2 separate regions of the Homo sapiens genome follow, and region 1 is linked to region 2. Evidence: read pairs that join two places in POLR2A ChIA-PET (ENCODE). Cell type or tissue: OCI-LY7. All regions are shown on one strand.

Evidence for each region. Peaks named below come from ENCODE experiments on the same cell type or tissue, not always from the same donor. Only the 100,000 strongest peaks of a DNase experiment are listed, where the experiment ranks them.
Region 1: POLR2A ChIA-PET joins it to region 2 with 9 read pairs; 1 of 35 experiments calls an interaction of 5 or more read pairs at or near these places.

The regions. Positions count from the first base shown.
Region 1 is chr3:47,488,411-47,493,410 of GRCh38, reverse strand. No RefSeq gene overlaps it. Among named protein-coding and RNA genes, the nearest start is that of SCAP, 15 kb to the right of the region's middle. RefSeq lists enhancers at 4,197-4,696, 4,697-5,000. In OCI-LY7, no CTCF peak of the experiment used is centred here; DNase peaks (open chromatin) are centred at 310, 1,460 and 2,020; H3K4me3 peaks cover 1,014 bases; H3K27ac peaks cover 2,574 bases.
Region 2 is chr3:46,546,800-46,551,799 of GRCh38, reverse strand. It overlaps LRRC2 (leucine rich repeat containing 2), which reads left to right. Exons shown (of 9, transcript NM_024512.5): 2 at 190-333. The coding sequence starts at 209. Among named protein-coding and RNA genes, the nearest start is that of LRRC2-AS1, 8.1 kb to the left of the region's middle. In OCI-LY7, no CTCF peak of the experiment used is centred here; DNase peaks (open chromatin) are centred at 1,609, 2,019, 3,829, 4,679 and 1 weaker place; H3K4me3 peaks cover 3,520 bases; H3K27ac peaks cover 5,000 bases.

The DNA of each region.
Region 1 (5,000 bases), 940 kb before region 2:
GTTGCAGTGAGCCGAGAATGCACCATTGTGCTCTAGCCTGGGCAACAAGAGCAAAACTCAGTCTCAAAAAAAAAAGCTATTCAGCATTTTATGCTATCATTATATTCTAGTTTGTTTAGTTATCCTCTGGGCATGTAGATTCTGGTTTTTACAGTTATCAATTATGCTGTTATAAATTTTATATACTCTACCTATTGCGGGTGGGGATAAGTACTTGTTTGTTTAGAACCTGACAAACCAGGTCACTGGCAGAGCTCATAGAACTTACGTTCTGGAAGAGAAGACAGGCAATCAACAGAATCGACAAAGGACATATTTAACTTAGACCACAATAAGTGCTATAAATAAACCAGCACAGGGGCCTGTGAGAAGTGAGGGGTGATGACATTTTAGTCCATACCCTCTAATGGAATTATTGAATTACAGCAGAAACTGGCCCTGGCACATTATCAGGTTGTTCTTCAGAATGATGGAGCCAGTTGACAATGATGCAGAGATTTTGCTCTGTCAACTTTGGGTTTAACTTATTTTTAATTAATTTAATAGTGGTGGTTGTGTGAGAATGGACTAATACAGGGGTAGAAAAACAGGATCATAAGGTGTGATATGGTCCATAAAAATGATTCTAGTGTGAAATGGACATTTCTTTAATCACTAGCATATAATTTTCTCTGTATTTTTCCGTGTGTACAGAATCTGTTCCTTATCCTTGCTTACTTATCAATTAAAACCTGGTGTTGGTCGGGCATGGTGGCTCATGCCTGTAATCCCAGCACTTTGGGAGGCTGAGGCAGGCAGATCACTTGAGTCCAGGATTTTATTTTTATTTATTTATTTATTTTGAGACAGAGTCTTGCCCTGTTGCCCAGGCTGGAGTGCAGTGGCGCAATCTTGGCTCACTGCAACCTCCACCTCCCGGGTTCAAGCGATTCTTCTACTTCAGCCTCCCGAGTAGCTGGGACTACAGGTGCCTGCCACCACGCCCAGCTAAGTTTTTGTATTTTTAGTAGAGACGGGGTTTCACCATGTTAGCCAGGATGGTCTTGATCTGCTGACCTCGTGATTCGCCTGCCTCGGCCTCCCAAAGTGCTGGGATTACAGGTGTGAGCCACCGTGCCCAGCCAGAAGATCTGTTTTATAAAAAGGGTTATAAAGATAAAAACAATCCTAAAGGCTGGGCATGGTAGCTCATACCTGTAACCTCAGCGCTTTGGGATGCTGAGGTGGGAGGATTGCTTGAGGCCAGGAGTTTGGAGGCCAGCCTGGGCAAAATAGCAAGACCCTGTCTTGAACAACAACAACAAAAAGCTGGGCATGGTGGTGTGGTCCCAGCCACTCGGAAGGCTATGGTGGGAGGACTGTTTGAGCTCAGGAGTTCAAGCCTGCAGTGAGCTATGATCAAGCCACTGCACTCGAAGCTGAATGGCAGAGCGAAACTGTCTCAAAAAAAACCCAAAACCGGCCGGGCGTGGTGGCTTACGCCTGTAATCCCAGCACTTCGGGGGGCCGAGGCAGGCAAATCACGAGGTCAGGAGATCAAGACCATTCTGGCTAACATGATGAAACCTCGTCTCTACTAAAAATACAAAAAATTAGCCAGGAGTGCTTGCAGGCGCCTGTAGTCCCAGCTACTCGGGATGCTGAGGTGGAGCTTGCAGTGAGCCGAGATCACACCACTGCACTCCAGCCTGGGCGACAGAGCTAGACTCCATCTCAAAAAAACAAACAAACAAACAAACAAAAACCCTGAAACCAAAAACCAAAACAATCCTAAAGACTGCTGTAGCCTAATGAGAGGTTGATATAGTTTGGGTCTGTGTCCCTGCCCAAATCTCATGTGGAAATTAATTCCCACTGTTGGAGATGGGGCCTGCTGAGAGCTGATTGGATCACAGGGGTGGATTTCCCTCTTGGTACTGTCCTGAGTTCTCATGAGATCTTTTGTTTAAAAGTGTGTAGCACTTACCCACCGCCACCCCAGACCCCATCTTGGTCCTGCTCCTGCCATATACGACACCTGCTCCTGCTTTGCCTTCCACCACGAGTGAAAGCTCCCTTGAGGCCTCCCCAGAAGCAGATGCTGCCATGCTTCCTATACAGCCTGCAGAACTGTGAGCAAATTCAACCTCTTTTCTTTATAAATTACCCAGCCTCAGGTATTTCTTTATAGCAGTGTGGGAATGGACTAATACAGGGGTAGAAAAACAGGATCATAAGGTGTGATATGGGCCATAAAAATATTCTACTAACATGAGGCTGATGTTCATAGGAAAGAACAATTATTTCCCCCTAATTTTTTTTTTCTTTTTTGTTGCGGGCACAGAAAATTGGGGAAGAATTTATGGGGGCAGTGCTATTTGAACAAGACCTTGTAATGTTCCTGTTTCATCTCTGATGGTGTCTTAATTCTTCAGGACTCAAAAATATGTTTTTCTTTCTCACTGGAATGAAGTTGCTATTCTGTGCTTTCTAGTGTAAAATAATTTTTAAAATATGGATAACATTTCAACTCATTTAAAATTTGTAGGCCAGGTGCAGTGGCTCATGACTGTAATCCCAGCACTTTGGGAGGGTAAGACAGGTGGATCACGTGAGGCCAGGAGTTCAAGACCAGCCTCATCAACATGGCAAAACCCTGTCTCTACTAAAAATACACGAATTATCTAGGTGTGGTAGTGCATGCCTGTCATCTCAGCCACTCAAAAAAAAAAAAAAAAAGAAAGTAACTTTTCTTTTTCTCTCCCCTCCCCCCACCTTTCTTTTCTCTTCTCTTCTCTTCTCTTCTCTTCTCTTCTCTTCTCTTCTCTTCTCTTCTCTTTCTTTTCTTTCTGACAGTGTCGCTCTGTCACCCAGGCTTGAGTGCAGTGGTGCGATCTCGGCTCACTGCAGGCTCTGCCTCCCGGGTTCATGCCATTCTCCTGCCTCAGCCTCCCGAGTAGCTGGGACTACAGGCGCCCGCCACCACGCCTGGCTAATTTTTTGTATTTTTAGTAGAGACGGGGTTTCACTGTGTTAGCCAGGATGGTCTCGATCTCCTGACCTCGTGATCCGCCCGCCTTGGCCTCCCAAAGTGCTGGGATTACAGGCGTGAGCCACCGCGCCCAGCCAAGAAAATAACATTTTTGGAGAGTATCTAAAATTTTTTTCTTTATTATTGGTCTTTATTTCCGGTCACTTCGTGATATCAGTTTTAATAGTCCTTTTCTGAAATAGTTATTCATTCTACTTGTTTTCCTGAAAAAAATTTTGCGTTCATATTTATAATAAGAGACTTGTATCCAGAATATGGAAGGAACTCTTAACAACTGAATAAGAAGAAGACACTTGCTGGATGTGGTGGCTCACGCCTATAATCCCAGCACTTTGAGAGGCCAAGATGGGTGGATCACAAGGTCACAAGCTTGAGACGAGCCTGGCCAACATAGTGAAACCCCGTCTCTACTAAAAATACAAAAGTTAGGGCATGGTGGCACACGCCTATAGTCCCAGCTACTCAGGAGGCTGAGGCAGGGGAATTGCTTGAACCCAGGAGATGCAGGTTGCTGTGAGCCGAGACTGCCACTGCACTCTAGCCTGGGCAACAGAGCGAGACTCTGTCTCAAAAACAGAAAGAAAGAAAGAAAGGGGTGGGGGGAGGGGGGGAAGAGGAGGGCAGGGGGAAGAAAGAATAAAAGAAAGAAGACACTTGCCGGGCACAGTGGCTCATTTCTGTAATCCCAGCACTTTGGGAGGCTGAGACGGGTGGATCACTAGGTTAGGAGTTCAAGACCAGCCTGATCAACATGGTAAAACCCCATCTCTACTAAAAATACAAAAATTAGCTGGGTGTGGTGGTGCGCACCTATAATCCCAGCTACTTGGGAGGCTGAGGCAGGAGAATCACTTGAACCCAGGAGGTGGAGGTTGCAGTGAGCCGAGATCACGCCATTGCACTCCAGCCTAGGTGACAGAGTGAGACTCCATGTCAAAAAAAAGAAGAAGAAGAAGACACATAATCCAGTTAAAAAATGGGCAGCAAGCTGGGCATGGTGGCTCATGCCTGTAATCATAGCACTTTGGGAGGTCGAGGCAGGAGAATTCCTTGAGGCCAGGAGGTCAAGACCAGCATGGACAACATAGTGAAATCATGTCTCTACAAAAAATTTAAAAAAAAATACCTGTGTGTGGCCAGGCGCAGTGGCTCACGCCTGTAATCCCAACACTTTGGGAGGCCGAGGCAGGCAGACCACGAGGTCAGGAGATCGAGACCATCCTGGCTAACAAGGTGAAACCCCATCTCTACTAAAAAATACAAAAAAAATTGGCCGGGCTCGGTGGCGGGCGCCTGTAGTCCCAGCTACTCAGGAGGCCGAGGCAGGAGAATGGCATGAACCCAGGAGGCAGAGCTTGCAGTGAGCTGATATTGCGCCACTACACTCCAGCCTGGGCAACAGAGCAAGACTCCGTCTCAAAAAAAAAAAAAAAATACCTGGGTGTGGTGGTGCATGGCTATAGTCCAAGCTACTCAGGAGGCTAAAGTGGGAGGATTGCTTGCACCCAGGAAGTTAAGGCAACAGTCAGTGAGCAATTATTGCACTACTGCACTCCAGCCTGGGTGATGCAGTGAGATGCTGTCCTATTTTTTTGAGACAGTCTTGCTTTGTCACCCATGCTGAAGTGCAGCACAATCTCAGCTCACTGCAAGCTCTGCCCCCCAGGTTCAAGCAGGTCTCCTGCCTCAGCCTGCCACGTAGCTGGGACTACAGGCATGCACCACCATGCCCAGCTAATTTTCGTATTTTTAGTAGAGATGGGATTTCACCATGTTGGCCAGGCTGGTCTCGAACTCCCGGCCTCAAATGATCCACCTGCCTTGGCCTCCCAAAGTGTTGGGATTACAGGCATGAGTCACCGTGCTTGGCTGAGACCCTGTCTCTTTAAAAAAAAAAAAAAAGGCGGAATATTGGAATAGACATCAAAGCAGACATCGGAATGGCTAACATGCGTATATAAGTGCTCAA
Region 2 (5,000 bases):
CAAAACCCAACCAGCCAAACAAGCTAAAAAAAAAAAAAAAAAAAAAAAGCAAACTGTCATCCTTGAAGTAGTAAGGCATATCATCATTCCTTAAGCCAAGTGATTCATTCATATTTCATTTTAAAGTTTATGTTAAAACTGTTTTCTGTTTGTGTATCAAGCTGACATATCTATATATTTTTTAAATAGGTAATTTCATGCTCCCAAAATGGGACATAAAGTGGTTGTCTTCGACATTTCTGTCATCAGAGCCTTGTGGGAAACTCGTGTCAAGAAGCACAAAGCTTGGCAGAAGAAGGAGGTGGAAAGGCTTGAGAAGAGCGCCTTGGAGAAGTACGTGTTTTCTCAACCTAGTCTTGTAGCTTGTTTGGTGAATAAGGATTTGGACAGGCAACAGTTGCGTTGTGGAGGAGGATGCTTTTCTTCTGGGATTTCTCACTGTTGGTAAAATTTTCCTCATTAAACTTCAGAGCCTTACACTGTTGCTCAGTACAAATACGCAGTTCCTATGATAGCAACACCCATGGTTATAAGGACCTACCCACCACCCTTGTGGTAGGCACGAGGAAGACCGAGATGACACGATAAATCCCCCCACAGTAAATGCTGTAGCAGGCTGCCTAGCTAGAGTTCACTGAGCTAACTCACTAGGCTGTCTGGCGCTCTGGACACCATCTGACTGCCATCTGGGGCAGCTTGGGGCTACTCTGTTGTGCACTTCAGCCCTCCCCCATTGAGCTGAATTCTAGGTAAGATTCATTGTGTTGGTGTCGTTTTTACTTGGATGAAATGGTGTCATTTGCCTATCATATACGGCCGTGAAATATGAGTAAAAGAAAGTTATGTATATGAACACCAAGTTGAGTGCTTTGGAAAATCTACAAGGTAGAAAGGTTGAAGATGGCTTTGCATATGTCTGCAATTTTTATTCCCTGTGGAGAAACCAGAACTGGAACTCATGGATGATGCATTAGGGGTGCTGTTTATATAAGATTGACACAATGGGATTCTCATTGGCAGACCCATTCTCAAAGAAAGTCCCAACCCTACATCAAGTTGGCCAATGATGGTATATTTGCACACTTTAAATTAAAAGCAAGATGTGTAGGGGCTGGGCGCAGTGGCTCACGCCTGTAATCCCAGCACTCTAGGAGACCGAGGCAGGCGGATCACAAGGTCAGGAGATCGAGACCATCCTGGCTAACACGGTGAAACCCCGTCTCTGCTAAAAATACAAAAAATTAGCCGGGCGTGGTGGCGGGCGCCTGTAGTCCCAGCTACTTGGGAGGCTGAGGCAGGAAGGCAGGAGAATGGCGTGAACCCGGGAGGCAGAGCTTGCAGTGAGCTGAGATCAAGCCACTGCATTCCAGCCTGGGCGACAGAGCGAGACTCTGTCTCAAAAAAAAAAAAAAAAAAAAAAAAGATGTGTAAGGTGTGAATGTGTCTACATTCTTGGTTCTCCACCTTCATTAGCTTTTTGGATTAAACAAATACCTATTCTGATCATGCTTGATAATTAAGCTGCTACTGTATTCATCACAGTGGTTTCAGGTGGTTACCACCATCCCTAATTTGCAGATGAGGAAGTTGGGACTTAGGTAAGTTGCTCAAGTTCACACAGATGGTAAGTGGAAGATGTGGCCAAGCCCTTGCCTCTGTATAATGCTGTAATCACAGGTAGTTAGAACGTCTTTTCTCTTGCCACTAATCTGAGATTGTCCAATATGACATAAAGGATTGCTTGAGGAGTTTGAGACTAGCCTGGGCAACATAGTGAGACTCTGTCTTTACAAAAAAACAACAAAAAAGAATTACAACCCTTAAACCAGAAAGCCCACATGGCAACGCATCCAAGAGACCTACACTCACATAAATCATACAAGGTCCCAGAGCCCAAAGTAGCTCTCAGCCCTGCTTTGATTTCCTCCGCACACCTAGCATCTGGGGTTACTCTACAGCAGAACAAGCTTGCTGCATGGAGGCCCACGCCCTTGGCAGTGGGGAGGGGAGTTAGGGAAGCACCTGTAGCTGATGCAACTTCCTGAGGTTCTTGGAAGAGGAGCCATTTGCAGACACCTGGGGTCTGCAGACTGTGCTCTCTCATCTGCTTTGGAGTGGGATCTGCCCCTTCAACGCTGTCTTTCTTTGAGGTGTTAAACAGCTTCACGCATCTCATGTACATAGGATTGAGCTTGACTTGGGCTCAGTGTCATTGAGCTTGTGCACTGTCTCATCTTAACCTAAGACAGAAAACTTCTTGGATATTTGTTTGGCTTTTCTAGCCCAAGATAAGGAAAACAGCCACCAAGTTGGCTGGGCAGATAAGGAGGAATGTGAGGTAGGGCTGGGGAAGAATGTGCATGTTTAAGAAAGGAACTTAGTTTCTCAGCCTCTTCAGAAATGGGGGTAGTAAATTTGCCTTCTTTACAGGTGTTTTTGAGCTTCCATAATATAATTCATACTGTGATCATTAGTACTATTTGAGGGTTAACTTTTAGTTTCTCAGGATCTGTTTACTGTTCAAAGGAGTAATTAATATGTTGAAAAATTAATGCCTGCCTGATTATAAAAGGCAACTATTTGGTTAATTTAAATTTACTGAAACAAATAAAACCTCCTAGCTTGTTCTGTTACCTCACTTTAGGGTATCTCATCCTGTAATGCTGTAGTTGTTATGAAGTATATACCGATACTTAAACATTATAAGTAGAGATAAAATATGAAATATCACTCTCTCCGAATGAAACTTGATCATTTGGAGCGGAGGTTCCCAAGCCCTGGGCTGGCCTTTTAGGAACTGGGCCACACAGCAGGAGGTGTGCAGGGGGCAAGCGGGCATTACCACCTGAGCTCCACCTCCTGTCAGATCAGCGGCAGCATTAGATTCTCATAGGAGCACAAACCCTTTTGTGAATTGTGCATACAAGGGATCTAGGTTGCCCACTGCTTATGAGAATCTAATGCCTGATGATCTGAGGTGGAACAGTTTTATCCCGAAACCATCCCCCCAACCCCTCATCCATGGAAAAATTGTCTTCCATGAAACTGGTCCCTGGTGCCAAAAAGGTTGAGGACTGCTGATTTAGAGGGAGAAATAAAAGAGCTATTGTTAGGCTGTAAGTGAAGAATTTCTTCTCCATTGAGGCTGTTTGCCATCTGGGCTGGGATTGTGGTTTCCTTTCCTAAGGAAAAGGTATTTTATTTACACATTTATTGATTTAATTAGAAGAACTCTAATGGCATTTTTTTTGTATGTTTATTGCATATTTGGCATTCAGCTAAAACTGAGTTGAGAGGAAGATTTCACATTGAATTATATGGGTGATAGAGTGAAAAGACAACGAATTTTATTTATTTTAATTACTTTCAAGGAAGAGAATGGAATTAAAAAAATAGTTTATATTTCCTTCTTCACTTTCCTTTCATCAGGTTTCAGAGGGAATCAGACATAAAATATTTAAGAAGGAAAATAAGACATAAAGAAAATAAGACAACAAATATTTAAGAAATAATACAAAATAGATTTGGTATATAATTATTTTTAATGGGGTACATCTAATTTTCTTTTTTCTCCATTTTATATTGGCTGTACCAAAATATGTGAAATATTTATAACAATTTGTAATATGTGCTATAGGAATGATATATTACATAGGGATGAGCCGGTATCATCTCATTATATTGCTAGGATCTGCCTTCAGGTTCAGTCTAAGAAATGAGGAAAGAAAAGTTAGAGACATTAATCTGAAAAGTGCCCAGTGAATACAAGAACTTGCAGTGGCTGTGCTGTTGGTTTTAAAAATTTTGGAGGTATTGCTTCTAACAGAAGTTCTAGCAGCATGTCTTTGACCTAGAGTCTGCCCCTTGTCCTGACTGCTACAGTAAGATCTAAATCTACAGGTAGATATTTAAAATTCATTTTTATCATATGGTTATAAAACTAAATCACACAGAAAAGCTAATAAGGAAAAGCAACAATTCCAAGCCACTACAACTTCTCCCAGAGGAGCCCACTTCTCTTTCAGCACTTTCTTCTGCTTTTAAATTCATATCCCTTCATGTGCTGACACACACACACACACACACACACACATACACACACACATATGTTATATATATATTTTTTTTTTTCTTGTAATTTTTTTGGGACAAGTCTCTTTCTGTTGCCCAGGCTGGAGTGCAGTGGTGTGATCATAGCTCACTGCAGCCTCGACTTCCAGGGCTTAAACAGTTTTCCTAGCTCAGCCTCCTGAGTAGCTGGGACTACAAGCATGTGCCACCAGCCCCGCTTTCTTTTTTTTTTCTTGTATTTTTTGTAGAGACAGGGGTCTCACTTTGTTTCCCAGGCTGGTCTCAAACTCTTGGCCTCAAGTGTTCCTCCTGCCTGAACCACTGCACCTGGCAATATTTTTAAATTTATCACTTTTGTTATATTACTTATAGACTTCATATGTAGATCCTGAAGCCCTGACTCATGGATTGCTGGGTGGTTTTCCCCAGCGCAGCTCACTGGGACTGAGACCTATAGAGCTGTGCCAGCCAGTGCTGTCAGCAAAATGTTTTTCTTCAAATGTTCCAGCTTCCCTCAGTTGAATGGCAAGCATGAAACTCCAGCAATATCTGAAATGGTTTCTTAAAAGCAAAACATCTGATTAAGAAGGTGACATTTGCATGTAGACCTGGGGAGCCAGCCCTGCAGAAATCTAAGAACAAGGGTTGCAGGCAGGCATAACAGCAAATGCAAATGCCACTGACACCAAGAGAGGGGCAAGGGAGTTAAGGATGGATGCCAGGAGGTGATTACAATGGGATCCATGAATATGTTTTCCTTTCAAAGCCAGACCAGTGTGCAAGGTTATGAGTTTTCCTTCATCTCATTTACTGTGTGGGGGCAGGTGTAGAGCAGGGAGATAATGGGATATAAACTGTGGCAGGCATCTGTAATCCCAGCTACTGGGGAGGCTGAGGCAGGAGAATCGCTTGAACGTGGGAGGTGGAGG